Regions from separate parts of the Homo sapiens genome. Here region 1 is linked to region 2. Evidence: read pairs that join two places in POLR2A ChIA-PET (ENCODE). Cell type or tissue: Panc1. All regions are shown on one strand. Each heading gives the region's core, and the rest is flanking DNA. Links, peaks and the distances in the headings are about the cores only.

Region 1 (2,923 bases), core at 114-2,613, 59 kb after region 2:
GAACCACCACCTATAACAATCAAACTGCTGTAACTGGGCGCGCTAACCTTGTATAAAAAATGTTGTGATTCTGCTAAAAACTCCTCTGTCTGCCTATAGAAATGAAACCTTAACTTTCCTACTTTGCAATGCTGACTCCATTCCTTGGAGTTGGTGTTTCTGGGTGAGACATCCTCAAACTTGGTGCTTGAATAAACTCTCTCTAAATTAGATTCTGATCCTTTTAATTATTTAGGTCGATAGCATGCGTGATATAATTTGGTTTTCACAACAATCCTATGAAGTAGGTACTATGATTACCATGCCCATTTTACAGATAAACACACTAAAGCAATAGAAAGGAAGTTACTTTCCCATTGTCACACAGACAGCAGGTGGTAGCCAGGATTCCAATGCAGACAATCCAACTGCAGAATTTATGCTTCTAACCTCTACTCTTTATAACCCCTAAATAGGGTTTCAACAGGATGAGTATGTAGATGTAAATTAAAATCTCCAAATATAATAGAGGCAAAATGCATAGTTGGTAACCATTTTTTATGCCTTTCTGCATTTTCCAAATGTTCTCCAATAAATAGCACTTTTGCTATTAGAAAAAAAAATTTTGTTTCTGAAAACCCTCTGCTGACCAGGCACCCTTTCCCATGTCTGTGTCTCATTTCCTGCATTAGTGTTGATTAAGTGGTGATACAGAGAAAAAAGCCAAAATCTAGACTGAAGGTAGGGCAAGACATAGTAAAGACTAAGAGCATCCATACCACTGTGCAGTATAAACTCTCATAAAGGTTCCAACTGCTTTGCCATTTTTAATAGTTCTGAACAAGTGCTATAAATAGTAGATGTTTATTGACCAATTTTTGTTCCAAAGAATATATATCAGGATAGAAACAAAAAGTAAACCTCTTCCATATGTGCCTGTAGACTTTAGTAGCTGTTAATACATTGATTTATTTGGTAAAAAGGAACCTTTTTCAAAATTATATATTGCAATTGTTGCAGTGTTTTATTAACGAGAAAAATGACAACATTAAATATGTTGCCAAGTAAAACTCTAAAAAAACTTGGCATGATCACAGCTCACAGCAGCCTCAAGAAATGATTTTATTAAATGCATTAAATACTGAAAATAGATATGCATAATACTATATACCATATGGGACTAAATAAATTGACTTATGATTTCTTTTATTTAGTGAAATGCTGTGGGGTCTGTAAGTTAACCAATGTTAGAGGACTAGGTGATTCATGTCAGAGGAAATATATTATTAACATTGGCTATAGACCTCTTGGAAAAAGCCTCTGCCAACCATTTTCAAAACAATTTTTAAAAATCAACAATCATTTGGTAAAACAGTAAATTATGTAAGAAAAGAAATACACAAAAAACGGTTTTCTTTCCCTTTTGTCTCAAGGGAAGTTTTTCCTTCAGGCTGAAATGATATAGTTAAGAATCATTTAGATCCAGGCTTCTTTAATCACAAAGCCTGCTTATTTGGCAGTTTCTCAAGTTACTCCCTCAGGCAGCTTGAACCAGTTAAACTACATCCTTTCAGCTCTTCGGAGCTTATTGACAACCAGCCATGTGGTTTCCTAGGAAACAAAACCTTGGCTGGAAATAGTGAATCATTTCCAGGTCACTTTCAACATGGAGAGTGGAGCAGGAAAGCACTGGACTGAGGAGGAGGTTAAAGCTTTGCTAAGTGTCTGGGCAGAAAAAAATATACGAAAACAACTTTATGGAACACTAAGAAATAAAGGAATATTTATTTACATTGCTAAAAGGCTGCAATCATTAGGAGTATACAGAGACTGGAAACAGTGCTGGGCTAAGTACAAAAATCTCAAATATGAATATAGAACAGTTAAATATGCCCATAACTCTGGAGACAGCTCTAAAACTATGAAGTTCTTCCATGATTTGGATGTAATCCTGCAGTATGAACCTGCCACACAATTTACAGAGGAAGATGCAAATGGCAGGTACCTGGAAACGCTCAGCCCAAGTACAGCCCCAGAGACCACTGAAGGTAAAAAAAAAAAAAAAAAAAAAAAAAAAAAGAAAAGTACTCTTGTTTTTCTTTTGTTTTACAGTTTTATGAACTGTAAAAGTTCAGGACTTCTGTGGCCATATGATAAATATAGACTGAAATATCAAGACTGTGGAAAAATAACCAATTTATTATGCTATTTTGCACAAGGTTAAGAATTTTTTTAAAAAGAGGTTAAATATTACCACTTTAAAAAAATCTGTAAAATACAGAAAAAGCACATTACAATGGCACTGACTGCTAGTGCCAACTGCATGTGATATGTTTTTGAAATATGGATTGAGTTCTAAAAATAGTTTAAGTTTTAATTTTATAAGAGTGGTAAATAAGGGGAAAAATATCAAAAACATTGCTCAACTGATGTTTTTCCACAGCTCCAAACAAGAACTTTCTCCTTTATTTAATTTGCGTTTTCCTAAATTTATAAATAAAAGCACATTTAAAATAACTGTTCTACACTATTTCATTACTTGTTTACAAGAACAGCTCCATTTTAACAATGAAGAAGAACAGCTCCATTTTAACAATGAAGTATAATGAAGATTTAGTACATGAAATGATCTGAGACTAAGTGATTTACAGGGGTTTCTTGACGTGCTGTGTTGTTAAACCCAACACTATTTACATAGAATCTACTCATTGTCTGTGGAAGCATTAGTAGGCAAAGGGAGGGAAATCAATGACAGTAATGAGATGTCTACCATAGTCTAAATCTTATAGATGCTATTTCAAGAGCAGAATTATTCAAAAATCTGTAATACCCACTATCTGTGTGTACCATGGGCAAAGCACTAAGTTATATGCGTTTAGTAATGCGAAACCTCAAAAAGGACAGAACTGCAAATAAATTTAACACCTGAGAGAAAACAGTAAAT
Region 2 (2,923 bases), core at 231-2,730:
TGATTAATGTCGCTGAGTTTCCTTTTTGTGGCACAACTCTTCCTGAATGTCACATCTTCATCTGGAACCACTGTTTGAAGGATGTGATTATAAATCTCTAAAATGGAACTGCTGAGAATAATTTCCAGAAGCCCAGGTACTGATGTACCAACAAGTTTTTCAATCTCACTGAGGAGCCGGATGGACTTTAAGGAATCTCCACCACTATTTAAGAAGAGTGACTCATCAGGAACCCTCAAAAGATCTTCTGGGAGATTCAGAGTAGACTACAGATGAGAGAATAGAGAAATATGTGACGTAAAGGTCTAAAAGCAAAAGACTTCAACATTTACAGGTAATATATAGAGATGAGAGTACCTACATTAATAATTAGAAATATAGGTCGGGTACAGTGGCTCACGCCTGTAATCCCAGTACTCTGGGAGGCCAAGGCGGGCAGATCACATGAGGTCAGGAGTTCGAGACCATCCTGGCCAACACAGTGAAACCCCACCTCCACTAAAACCACGAAAATTAGCTGGGTGCGGTGGTAGCCACCTGTAATCTCAGCTACTCGGAGGCTGAGGCAAGAGAATCGCTTGAACCCAGGGGGTGGAGGTTGCAGTGAGCCAAGATTGCGCCACTGCACTCCCGCCTGGGCAACAGAGTGAATCTCCATCTCAAAAATAATAATAATAATAACAATTAGAAATATAAAATAAATACTTTTAATAATAAAAATAAAGTTTTAAATTATTTTATTTATGTTAAAGGAGATCACTGTACTACCAATTTTGTCACAAATTCACTCTAAAAGTACAAAATATACTTCCCTTTAGAGCAGTTTTCTTACCCATAAAATTGGGACAAAAACATCTGATTTATTAATTATAAAGCCCACAAGATACCAATAGCCAATATTTCTATAATATGGGAATAATTTGTCTTTGGCTGCTTCATATAAAGCAAAATTACTTTCCAAGAATCTAAAAATGAAGTAGAAGAGACTTTTATCTTAGATACCCTCTATTTTTAGACAAGGCTACACAATTACATCCTCTTTTCAGAACCCTTTAAAAAAGAAAAATCTACATTTTATTTAAGAAAAATTATTAACTTACTGAGATATATTTTTAAACAAACTCTCTCAAGTAGAAATAAATATTGTTACTGAAAGTTCTTTTAGAATAATGATGTAAGCCCTAAGTATAACAGACAACGCACTGTGCTATAGCAAGATTTGGCTATTTTCTCAGCTCTGACAAGAGTGTTACTACATTCCACCGATCCTCTTAGAGAAAAGTTATGTCAAAACAGGCTTTGTCTACTTGTGCCTTTTATGACTACTTCACTTTCAATAAATTTCTTTGTCGGAAACTTAATCTAGTCTTATAGTAGAGAATCTAACCTTCATTTTAATACAAATTGGATAAATGAAGATATACTACCTAACATCTGGGTAGCAATAACATTCTCAGAAAATTTTATCCAACTTGTTAGGATAATAGCAGTCCCTAAAGATATAAAACGACCTCTTTATAATAATAATTTTATAACTTAAAAATTGTACCTTCCACAAATACTGTAATTTTTCCCAAAGGTCCTCTTTCCCACTGAGCTTATTCTCAGACTTCAAGTTTATGTAGTTTAAATATATCTTGTTTAACTCAGAAACATCAATTTTGCCTTAATATAAAAGAGAAATAACAAATGTTTTAAAACATTTTAAAATTTCACTCAAAGCCTTTATATATTCATTAGCCATATACATTTTTCTTTGTACAACACAGAAATCATATAAAGAGTTTGTTGTCAACAATCAATTCTAAAAAGTTGTCTGATACTACCAAGAATATACAGAGAAATAGATGAGAAACAGGTCAGGCATAGTGGCTCAGTCCTGTAACCCCAACACTTTGGGAGGCTGAGGTGGGAGGATCGCTTGAGGCTAGGTGTTCAAGACCAGCCTGGGCAACACAGCAAGACCCTGTCTCTACAGAAAAATTAAAAAATTGGCCTGTAGTTCTAGCTACTCGGGAGGCTTAGATGGGAGGATCACTTGAACCCAGGAAGTTGAGGCTGCAGTAGTGAGCCCTGACTGCACCACTGCATTCCAGCTTGGGTGAAGAAGTGAGACCCTATCTCCAAAAAAAAAAAAAAAAGAAAGAAAAAGGAAAAAAGGAGCTAATATTTATCCAATTTATCTCAATTTCAAGAGTTAAGGAAATAGTTCCATTACCTGAGCAATTACTGCATGTTGAAGTATATATTAAATAAAAATGAAATTGGGAAGGCAATATAATATGGTGATTAAGATTATATATTTTGAAGTCAAACAGTCCTAGACAGACAAAACAAACAATAATAAAAATAAAATTAAAATAAAAAACAGTCCTAGACAGAATATCAATTCTATCACTGTGATAGGTTAATTGTATGTGTCAATGTGGGTGGGCCACAGGGTGCCCAGATTAACCATTTTTCTGACTGGGTCTGTGAGGGTGCTTCTGGATGAGATTAGTAGATGAAACTAATTAAGGACTCAGTAAAGTAGATTGGGCATCATCCAAACTGTTGAGGGCCAAAATAGAAAAAAGGCAGAGAAAGGAAGAATTTGCATGCTTTTTCTTTCTCTTTTTTGAGATGGAGTCTCACTCTGTTGCCTAGGCTGGAGTGCAGTGGCGCAACCTCGGCTTACTGCAACCTCTGCCTCCTGGGTTCAAGCGATCCTCCCACCTCAGCCTTCCAAGTAGCTGGGACTACAGGCGTGCACCACTGCAATCAGCTAATTTTTTTGTATTTTTAGTAAAGACAGGGTTTCACCATTTTGGCCAGGCCAGTCTCAAACTCCCAACCTCAAGTGATCCACCTGCCTTGGCATCCCAAAGTGCTGGGATTATAGGCGCGAGTTGCCGCCCCTGGCCTGCACCCTTTTTCTTGCATC

The links. ChIA-PET counts read pairs that join two places held together with the same protein. Peaks named below come from ENCODE experiments on the same cell type or tissue, not always from the same donor. Only the 100,000 strongest peaks of a DNase experiment are listed, where the experiment ranks them.
Region 1: POLR2A ChIA-PET joins it to region 2 with 11 read pairs; 2 of 35 experiments call an interaction of 5 or more read pairs at or near these places.

Annotation. Positions count from the first base shown.
Region 1 is chr4:56,408,871-56,411,793 of GRCh38, forward strand. All of the region lies in intron 1 of PPAT (phosphoribosyl pyrophosphate amidotransferase), which reads right to left. It also overlaps a transcript of PAICS not described here. Among named protein-coding and RNA genes, the nearest start is that of AASDH, 23 kb to the left of the region's middle. In Panc1, for the core only: no CTCF peak of the experiment used is centred there; a DNase peak (open chromatin) is centred at 1,585; H3K4me3 peaks cover 558 bases; H3K27ac peaks cover 356 bases.
Region 2 is chr4:56,349,793-56,352,715 of GRCh38, forward strand. It overlaps AASDH (aminoadipate-semialdehyde dehydrogenase), which reads right to left. Exons shown (of 15, transcript NM_181806.4): 10 at 1,550-1,665; 11 at 1-266. Among named protein-coding and RNA genes, the nearest start is that of AASDH, 36 kb to the right of the region's middle. In Panc1, for the core only: no CTCF peak of the experiment used is centred there; no DNase peak of the experiment used is centred there.